Regions from separate parts of the Homo sapiens genome. Here region 1 is linked to region 2. A link is a contact called in ENCODE Hi-C or POLR2A ChIA-PET data. All regions are on one chromosome and are shown on one strand. Each heading gives the region's core, a stretch centred on a gene start or an enhancer-like site at or near the end of the contact. The rest is flanking DNA. Distances are from core to core; before and after follow the strand shown. Region 1 overlaps ADCY5 (adenylate cyclase 5). Region 2 overlaps ADCY5 (adenylate cyclase 5).

Evidence for each region. Hi-C counts contacts between places; a loop is a spot of excess contacts on that map. ChIA-PET counts read pairs that join two places held with the same protein, here RNA polymerase II (POLR2A). Pooled maps may share reads with other maps.
Region 1: a map of heart left ventricle shows a loop between it and region 2 (2.7-fold over the local background). The contact joins two enhancer-like sites. A Hi-C loop is called at or near these places in 15 of 168 maps with a recorded cell type or tissue (Right ventricle myocardium inferior, Right ventricle myocardium superior, aorta and 6 more) and 9 of 50 pooled maps. POLR2A ChIA-PET finds 5 or more read pairs at or near these places in 2 of 52 experiments (RWPE1 and WTC11).

The regions. Positions count from the first base shown.
Region 1 is chr3:123,418,866-123,423,859 of GRCh38, forward strand. All of the region lies in intron 1 of ADCY5 (adenylate cyclase 5), which reads right to left. Among named protein-coding and RNA genes, the nearest start is that of ADCY5, 28 kb to the right of the region's middle. Within about 2 kb of position 1,251, at least 13 of the 41 ENCODE cell types and tissues checked have a DNase peak (open chromatin) inside an H3K27ac peak, as active enhancers do; they include ascending aorta and heart left ventricle, where a contact is called at or near this core.
Region 2 is chr3:123,341,269-123,346,562 of GRCh38, forward strand. All of the region lies in intron 3 of ADCY5 (adenylate cyclase 5), which reads right to left. Among named protein-coding and RNA genes, the nearest start is that of ADCY5, 110 kb to the right of the region's middle. RefSeq lists an enhancer at 2,274-2,943. Within about 2 kb of position 2,388, at least 4 of the 41 ENCODE cell types and tissues checked have a DNase peak (open chromatin) inside an H3K27ac peak, as active enhancers do; they include ascending aorta and heart left ventricle, where a contact is called at or near this core.

The DNA.
Region 1 (4,994 bases), core at 1-2,500, 76 kb after region 2:
GCTGAGACATCCATCTTCCCCTGCCCTTGGAAAGCGGGCTCCTGGTTCTCAGGCCTCTGACTTAGGCTGGGACTTACAACATTGTCTCTCCTGGGTTTCAGGCCTTCAGGCTTGGACTGAAACCACGTCACTGGCTTTTCTGGTCCTCCAGCTTACAGACAACAGCTCATGGGTCTTCTCAGTCTCCGTAACGGCATGAGCCAATCCCCCACAGTAAATCTTTCTATATGTCTATATAAATCCTAAGGGTTCTGTTTCTCCAGGGAACGCTGATAGTGCAGCCGGTGCCCGAGAGAGCACCGCATCCCCTCCCCTCATCATGATTCCAGGCCCTCCATGCATCTGACGAGCACACAGTCAGGTGGCACTCAAGGCCCTCCCCTCCACGCGCCCCCACAGGCCAGGGAAGTGCCGTCCGCCCACCCACTTCTCTTTGAATGGCAGCACTATTCCATCACTCTGGCTCATCTTCCACGCCTCCTCTTCCTCGCTTGCCAAATCCTGTCACTTTTCCAACAGAAATGTCTCTCCCTTCACCGTTTCCTTCCTACTCCCACCTCAGGCCCCATACCCACGTTGCCAGACTTGCATCAGCCTCCTCAATCCTGTAAATGCTCCCTGTCCAACCGACCGTGCACTCCTGCCTGCAGACCTCAGTGGATCCCCTTTTACACTTCGGTTCTGTAGATACTCCTCACCCCAGCATGTGAGGGCAACCATGATGTGTCACATTCCAGCCTCAACTCCTGCCTGCTCCAGGGAGGACCCTGTGCTTGGGTCACCGGGGAAGACTCTGTGTACCCGGACATACGTGGCACATTCCAGCTTCCAATCCTTTGCTTCCACTGCTCCCCCTGCCAGCGAGGCTCTTGCTGCGCGGCCCCTCTCAAAAGTGACCTCCTTCATGAAACCTTCCCTGGGCTCTCCCCCATCCAGCTCTCCCCAGCTGCTGCTCAGCTCCCCTCCTCCTCCGAGTCGCTCTTCCCACTCCGACTCTCACCTTGCACTTCCCCCGTGCTCATTTTATTCTACCTTGTATTATTTGCGCAGTTGTTGTAGACACCCCCCCACCCCTCCACCCAGCACAAATGATGAGCTCCCTGTGGGTGAAGCCTGCACCATCCTCATCACTGTATCCCTGGGCTATACATACAGAGATGCTCAAGACATATCTGTTTCCTCAAATGAAACTGAACAAACCGTTCTTTAGAGGGAGCAGGCGGGGCAGACTGCCAAGGTGCGCTGCGGAGGGCCTTGGCACTGGCTGCTACATCAGAAGCTGGCATCACCCACCCTGGGGACAGGTCTCCTCTGTCCAGCAGAGCTTGATTGTAAGTTTATGAGTCATGGTCATGAGGCCACAGCAGCTTAATGAAGGACATTCTCTATCCACACTCACATGCATGCACAGACACACAGATACACCCTAGATAGGCATATCATTTCCCGCTTAGAGATCACAGTTAAGCCTCCAGGAGATGGCGAGAAGACGGGTAGAGATGCTCAGGCCAAAACCCTGCTTTGGGTTGTCCTCTCCAGAGATTTGTTACCTCCTTTCTCCTTTTCCTCCTGCCTGGAGCAGGTAGGAAGTGCGCTAAGAAAGAGGTGAGAGGCAGGAAGGTAGGGTGGGAGGTGAGGGGTGAGTGATCTGTGCCCCAGGCCCTACAGATGGCCGCATCTCCATTCTCCTACACGGCCAAGAGCCTGGACCATCTGAGACAGATGCCAGAGGCTTGAGGCCAGCCAAAGCCTCGCCACCCCGGTCTGCTCAGTTCTGACACTGTTTGTCCCTGGGGGGTAACAAGCAGCTCAGGGCAGCGGTGAGGGGCAGTGGCCACACCATACCCCCTTCAGATCCTGCACTAGTCTGCTAGGGCTACTGCAGCAAAATTCCCCAACTCAGTGGCATAAACAACGGAAATCTATTGTCTCACAGTTCTGAAGGCCAGAAGTCCAAAATCAAAACGTTGGCAGAGTTGGTTCCTTCTGAGGGCTGTTTCCCCAGAAGGAAAAATCTGTTCCCTGCCTCTCTCCTGGCTTGTGGTAGCCTCAGGTGTTCCTTGGCTTGTAGATGGTGTTCTCTCCCTGTCTTCAGGTCATCTTGCCTCTGCGTATGTCTGTCTCTGTGTCCAAATTTCCCCTTTTTATAAGGACACCAGTCACACTGGATTAGGGCCCACCCTGATGACATCTTAACATTGTCATTTGCAAAGACCCTATTTTCAAATAAGTCATAGGTACTGTGGGTTGGGATTTCAATATCCTTTTTGGGAGACAGTTTAACATATAACAGACCCCAAGGATGGGAATCACTCCAGGTGCTTATTGTTCTGTTGAAAGAATGACTATAAAAGAGTAAATCTTCGTAGGGTTTACCAGGTGCTACACACTATTATAAGCATGTTTACCAGCACTGAGAAGTAGGTTACTTTTATTATCTCCACTTCCTACTGAGAAAGCAGAGACCCAGACAGGTTAGGTAACTGCCTCAAGGTTGTACAGTACATGAATGACAAACCCAGGATTCAAACTCAGGTGGTCTTTAGCCACTACAGTACAATAATCACGTCATACTGTTAGCACTTGTGCCGGTTCTGAGCAGCACAGACATTATCTCATCATGACACCTAGTCCTAAATCTAGTACCTGGGTGTGGTCCACTATGACCATCAGATTGAGCCATGGGGAGTTCTCACAGGGCAATTGCTCCCTGTACCCTGGCTCACATTGTCACCCAAGGGTGGGTGGTAGGCAATGACTGGGTGGGAGGAGTTCTGAGTGGGCAAGTAAAGAGTAAAGGGCATGGGGGCACAGGACAGATGGAGCCCACTGCCTTCCTTTTTGAGAGCTCCCCCACTGGCCTCCCAGGCAGGCACAAGACCACATTATATCAAACCCACTGCTATGCTATAGTGGAAAGGATTTATTGATATGTCCTGTTGGCTTTTTATTCAATGGGGGAGGACTGTGGGAGAGAGAGTTGAGCATGAAAAGCCTGAAACTCACTGTGTTCAAGCGCCACAGCCATCCCTGGTGTGCTAACCACAGCCCTGGCCTGGAGCCAGCCCCTCAACTCACGGCCTTCTCCGTAAATGTGTGTGCATGTTGGTGTGCTGTTGTTGTTATTGTCACTGTTGTAATAATCACATTACCCGGTGTTTCTCCCCTGGCCACTCCAGGGACAGCACAGACATTAGCTCATAATAATGCAGTCTTTACTAGGAAGCAAAAAACTGTGCAGGCACTGGGACTGTCAGCTTCCTCCTGGGCAGAGGGGCACTTGAAGGGTTCTGCTCAGCTCCTAATGCTGCCAGGCTTTCTCCCCTTTCTCTCGGCAAAGTGGCACCAAAGCTGAGTCTAGATTTGGATGAGCAGTTAAAGCAGCCAGAAGCTAAAATGAACAAGATCTTGAAAAACTGAGGGTAGGCACAGTGGCCAGAGGAGCTAGTCATTTAGTAGACGTACCTCCTCTCGGGCTGCCCACGGAAGTCCCATGGGCAGGGTGGTAGGTTAGGGTGTTTTATACAGATTAGTAAACAAATTCTCACAACAGCCCTGTGGAGTGGATAGCAATAGCTCCAAGTGCTAGATGGAGACACTGAGGGTCAGACAGTTGCCATCACTTCTCCAAGGCTCTTATATACAGGTAGGTGGTGGAGCTGGGTTTCAAATGCAGAGCCGCCTGACTGGAATGCCCCGGCACCTACCATTAAACCACACAGCCACTGAGTCACAACTGCAGGGCAGAGGCAGTGAGCTCAGCTCATGTCTGGTGGCAGGGGGCGCTGCGAATCCCCCTCCTCAACCCCAGCCAGAATGCCCAGCTGTAAGGACTCGCCTCCTCCCAGATCATAGGATAACAGCTTCCAGGCTGGGCCCATCAGCAGCAGGCTTGGTCTCTCTTCTCATCAAGCTTTTAGAGGCCATAAGGCTCCAGAAGAATCCAAGGCCTGTGGCCATTTCAGGGGAGGGGGCAAGCATGCCAATTAATGAGATGGTCCTTTCTCAAGTAGGGGAGATACAGACACAGAGATACCACCCGATAGGAGCGAGGAATTTTGTATAGCAGAATCTGGACACGTGGTACAGAAACTTCCCTGTTTCCCTCCTGGGAAGGAGCATCAGGGCTGACTTCACAGACAGGAGAGACTTCCCTGCACCTTGCAGTGAGAGGACAGACCAGTTACTGGAGCCACCCTGGCCCCGGGCTCAGGAGTGGGTCAGACAAGGCAGCAGCCCAAGAGGATACAGGAGGTCTGGCCTCACTCTTGAGCCCACCAAGAGGCACCAGCCCAGCCCGCCCCAATTGCCGGCCCATCCCACACTCACATCCGCCTCCTCCTTACTCATGCCCACGCTGGGCACGAGCCCAAGCTGGGCACAAGCTCCACTGGCTATCAGGCTTGTGGAATCCTGACCCCTGGCTATAAAACCCATCCCCGCCCCACCCCTGCGGAGAAGGGGAAGCGGAGGGAAGCCACTAAGGGGATGTGATTCTGCGCCGTGGGAGGTGGGAAGTTTCTCTTTTTCCCGCATCCCCAGCTACAGCCTTGAGGCCTCCACATCCCACAGCCTCCTTCCCAGATCTTTAGGCGCCGAGGACTGGGCAGCTTCTGCATCTCACAGCCAGAAACTGGGTCCTGATGGGAGGGAAGAGGGGGTGCAATGCCATCCTCAAGGGGCTCTCAGACTAAGGTGCAATACCCGTTTCTGTCCTCAGAGTTCCCAATCTGCTGAGGACAGACAAGCCCCTGCCCTCAAGAGCTCCCTGACACTATTCTAAGAAGGCCCGTCACCAAGCCCCAAGGCAGAAGGGCCCCAGAGGACAGGGCCCGGCGGCTGGCAGTCCCTCTGCAGTAAGAATCCAGTCCCAGGAGCACACTGTCTTCCTGAGGCCAAGAAGGGTTCTCGGGTATGAGGAAAGAAGGGCAGGGGAGGGTGGCCAGCTCAGTGGGAGAGCATAGGTGGCCACCCCAGGACTCAGCCCTGACACA
Region 2 (5,294 bases), core at 1,138-3,637:
TCATATAATGGAGTATTATTCAGCCCTTAAAAAGGAAGAAAATCCTGATACATGCTATAACATGGAAGAACCTTGAAGACATCATGCTAAATGAAATAAGCCAGTCACAAAAAGCACAAATACTATATGTTTCCACATACATGAGCTACCTAGAGTAGTCAAAATCACAGAGACAGAAAATAGAATGATGGTTTCCAGGAGCTTGGGGGAGGGAGGATGGGGAGTTAGCGCTTAATGGGTATACCGTTTCAGCTTGGGAAAATAAAAAAAGTTCCAGAGATGGACGGTGGTGATGGTGGTTGCACAACAATTTGAATGTACTTAATGCCACTGAACTGTACATTTAAAAATGGCTAAGATGATGAGTTTTATGCTATGTATTTTTATCACAACTAAAATAATCCATTAATTTTTTTTTTTAAAGACCCAACCCTACTGACTCCACCAACAGGGCCCCCTGGGCTGTCAAGCTGCTGTTCCCATAGCACTTAACTCCCTCACTGTGAGGGCTGGATATTCCCTAAGGAGCAGAGACAGTGTCTTTTTCATACTGGCAGGCTGTATATAGTAGCAGCTCAGTAAATGTTTGTGGAATGACTAAAATAATAACATAAAGACCATTTATATCTATAACTGGTACGGGAGTAGAGTTCAGAATACTTAAAAAAAAATAGAGACAGGGTCTCGCTCTGTTGCCCAGGCTGGAGTAGCAGCAGCAAGATCTTGGCTCGCTGTAACCTCAGGCTCCTGGGCCCCAGCAATCCTGTTGCCTCAGCTTCCCAGTATTCTGGGCCTGGGATTACAAGTATGAACCATCGTGGCCGGCCCAGAATACTTTTCTTCATGTCAGGTTTGAGACGGGAATGCAGGATGTTCACGGCCCCTCCTCATGTGGTCTGTTGGCTGAGGGTGTGAGTGGAAGGTAAACATTTTCCACCCTCTGCCTACAGGGTGCACAATCCGCCCACAGGTATCTGAGTATCTCGGACATTGTCGCGTGGTCATTATAATTCAGAACCACACTGCAGCAGAGCCAGACACCAGAGCAACCTGGGGAATGCAGCCAAGTCCTTGAAGGAGACAGGAGAGGAGATAATAACCTTAAAAGTGGGAGGTGTTGGGGAAAGACTGAGGAGACAGGGGATCTCTCCCCAAGACCCTGCCCCACCCCTGATGTGTGGGGAGCGGGGCTGACTACCTCATTGCCACACCAGACTTGGCAGCCCCTCTGCCGGGACCCTGGCTGCAGATCCACAGGACTCGGGTGCCTGATCCAAGTTGGTGAACCAAGATCCCCCAACCCGTGCCCCATCCTGAACCCTGGGGCCCTGCGGGGAATGTTTCTTAGGCAAAGGACCAGCACCCACTAGAGGAGACAGCTTTCTCGCCCTTCACACAAAGAAGAGTCTGGAATGATCTCTCACCCACCCAACACCTACGACCTTTAAAACCTCAGGGCTCCAGCTCAGGCACAGACCAGTCAGTGCAGGGTCATCCACAGTAAGAAGGAGCTCCTGTGAAAGCAGAGAATCCTTCAGAGCCCTCTCAGGCCTGGCTGGGGCGTTCTCTGGCCCCTGAAACCTTTGGGGTGTTGAGTTACCTGACCTTGACTCTCTGGTCGTCCACCCTGCCTCAAGGGCAATCAGTCTGCAGCCTCCTGCGCTGCGCGGGGCTGGGGACCTTCCATGCCCTACCTCACCTCAGCTCCCAGCAGCCCTGCAAGGAGTCCTGGGCTAGCTAGCTGGGCACCCTCTTACGGATGCTGCTCCTCTGTGCCTTTTATCACAATGATAACAGAACAATAGAGCAGTACGTTGTCTAACATTAATACCCTGTGAAGTCTGTGTCCCCTGGTCACTAAACCCTAGCTCCCACAAGAATGTGATAAACTCAGCTGACTAATTATTCATTGCTTAGTGTCTTCTCTAACAGAAGATGAGCTTCATGATGCCAGTGATGATGTGTACTTTAATCCATGTCACACTGCCCGCCTGTAGCTGAGTGTCCTGCAATGTGGCTGGTGGTCCCCACTGATGAGGCAGAGTTCACACACTAGCTGAATGGATGAGTGAATGGCCATCCCATGTTACAGTTGAGGACCATCCCCACCCCATGTTACAGGTGAGGAAACTGAGGCTCCGATTAGGTGCCTTGCCCAAGTTCCCACAGCCACCAGGCGGCAGAGCTGGGTGTGGACCTGTCTGCTTAACACAGGTGCTCATCTTGGTCCCTTCCACTGACTCCTGGGCAAGGGTGAGCTGCTGATGCCGAGGTCTGTTTGCATCTACCTTTGCTGTGACCCACGTGGTATGGCGCCTTCTCTGGCTGAGAAGGCTGAGGCTGACTGAGCTCTCCCCTCCCCAGGCAGAGCTCCAGGAGCTGTCCCTCCCTCCAGAATGCCTCTGCTGGCATGTCCCAGAGGCCCTTGTCCCTCCCAGGTGTGGGGAGGGCACAGCTCCCCCAGCCCTGGCGCTGTCAGCTGCAGCAAGTGCTGGTATCTGGGGTGGGGGAGGACAGGCAGGAGGGCTTGCAAGCCACTGGTGGACATCCCAGCATGGGCCCTGGCTCCAGCTGACCCCCCGCCCCGTCAGAAAGGCTGAAACATTTCCATTTGTCACCACACGTCAGACAGGGGAGACAACTAAGTGTCTCCGGGGTCTCCAGGGGTCCCCTGGCCTCTGGCCTGCGTCTGCCCACGGCCAGTGGTGGCTCAGCATCAAAACATCCTACAGGCTCCTTGGCCAGTCCCTGGCTGCGCCCCGGGGTGGTGTGTGCTGCACAACTATTCTCCTCAGGGCCAGGGGAGAATGAGGCCATGGACAGTGGTGGCCCCTGCCTGACACCCCGCCCTATCCAAGACAAACTCTTTTCCCCAAACCCCCATCAGTCTCTTCCTCTTCCTTAGATCCAGGCCCAGCCTGTCATGCTGTGGAGTTGATTTATTTTTCTTGTGGCCTTGCTCTCAGTGGGGCTAGAGAACAGCATGTCATCACCCTCTCTAAATACTACAACTCTGCAGAGAATTGATGAATGTGACTCATCACCCTCCATTCGCCAACTAGAGAATCCCCAGGCCTTTCTTTGTTGATATGAGTGTGATCATAATCATAAAAATAACAGTAACAATAATAATGGCAGCTCACAATTACCGAACACTTGTTATGTGCCAGATACTATGCTAAGCACTTTCCCCACATTATTCCATTTACTCTTTGCAACCCTATTAAGTAGGTACTCTTCCTATCCTATTACGCAGATGAGGAAACTGAGGTTCAGAGTGGCTCAATGCTTGTAACTTGTCCTGGTCACATGGCCAGGAAACAGCAGAGTAGGGGCAATGTGCAGAACTGCTTAACCCCAGCGCCTAGGCCTAACCACTGTGCCCCGCCCCATGAGCCCAGCCCCAAGGGGTGTTTTTAAACTATGATGTCACCCCCCATCTCCTACTTAACCACCAACCCAAGCCAAAAGTTCAACCCCAAAACAGAGACCAGAGCAAGCACTGTGTTTCTACCAAGGGCTACAACCAGTGCTGCTGATGTAACAGGGAAAGAGGCCCCAGAGGGACATTTGCATATGATTGCTTGCAGTTGGCCTCTGATGTGTACCAGCCACCTCTGTCCCTGGCGATGTCAGAGTCAGAATCGTCTCTGTCCCCATGAAAATTATAGCATCTTGATTTTTCTCTCCTTTCATCTCTTTCCTGATTGCTGTCATTGATCCTGGCACATCCCAGAGAGAAATACCCCCACTGTGGCAGGGGTCTGACATGCAGGCCACTCTGTGATTAGGGCAGTGTTCTTTTATCAACCCAAAGTCACTGCCTCCATGGGAGAGAGACAGAGGGAGGAGTCACCCCAAGGGCAGTCACCGTAGAAGAGGCCTGAGTCAGCCCCTCTGACCAAACACCCTTGCTGGAGGGCTGGGGGCCCAAGAGCCAGCACCGTGGAACGAGGAATAGGAAGATGCCTGCTGAGTGGGAGAAGAGATGGTGAGAGAGGGCAAGAACTGGGCCGAGGCGCAGGGGTGGCCGGTGAGCCGGCTGTGTTGGCCGAGGCAGGCTGGGAAGCTGTGCTGGAGGTGCTAGACTGCTTCTGAGCAGCAAATTTTCTGGATTTCCTTTGTGTTCCACTGAATGAGCGAAACCTGCACAAAGCTCTGCGGAGCTGAGAGCAATCAAGGAAAGCACCTTTGTCCATGCGGTGCCAGGGACAATGCCTGGGCCAGTGAGGTGGTAAAGACAGGACCAGGAGAGAAAATTCCAGAAGGGGGAGCTCAGTGACTTGGCTCGTATATGTTGGGACCACTTGGTGGGCTACCCCTTCCCACTTTAAACCTGAGCCTATGGGATCTGTTCTAATAGGGAAGTCTGTTTCCTCACATGTCCTAAGGGGGAGACCCCTGGATTTTAAGAACTGCCATCAGACAGGAAAGGCCCCTGGTGGCTCCTCAGTCACAGAGACAGAGAGACAGACAGACAGACAGACAGACAGACAGACAGACACACACACACACACACACACACACAGGAAACCAAATCTCTCTCCTGCCTCTCCTCTGAGTCTCCTGTTAGCCTGAGGGCTCCCCAGACCTCCTTCCCAGATTCCTTGGACACACTCCTTTCTCCTGGGCACGTAAAAACATCTGTCTGGTAGTCAGGCTGGGTAAAAACTAGTACCAGAAAGCGTTCCAGGGTATTTCTCCCACTTAACCAACGAGAGGACAAGTTACTTCACCTCTGTGCCTCAGTTTTCTCTCCTGTAAAATGGAGATAATCACAGTACAGCCCTCTTCTTTGCTGTGGGTTTAAGTGAGTAGATGAACGCACGTAGGGCGGTGGCTGGTTCAGGCAAGCTCTGCGTAGGTGTGACCTCTCACTGCTAGTGATCGTTCCACCATGGGAGGGCCAAGGTGGGTGGGAGAAGCAGCAGGGAAATGGCACATCTGCACTGCCTGAAGGGCTCAAGCCCGGAAGTCCGGCCACCAACTCCACTTCCCTGAGCTGGGCTCAGCTGCAACCCCCTCAGGTCCTTCCCGGATGTGGAGATTCAGCCAGGGGCAGCCTTCTTCCTGGGAGACCAAGGTGACTGCTGCCTACACTGTCCCTACCTGACAGAGAAGCATGGGGGGTTGGGAGACCCCCAAAACTGGGGGCCAATGTGTTATGCAGATACATGTCTCTCCTAAAGGCTTAGAGTCTCAGTTTTGAGAGACAGATGGAAGACATGCAGTCAGGATCCACAGTCTCGGATCCCAGGGCAGACTTGGGAACTGGGCAGTTCTCATTCTGCCTG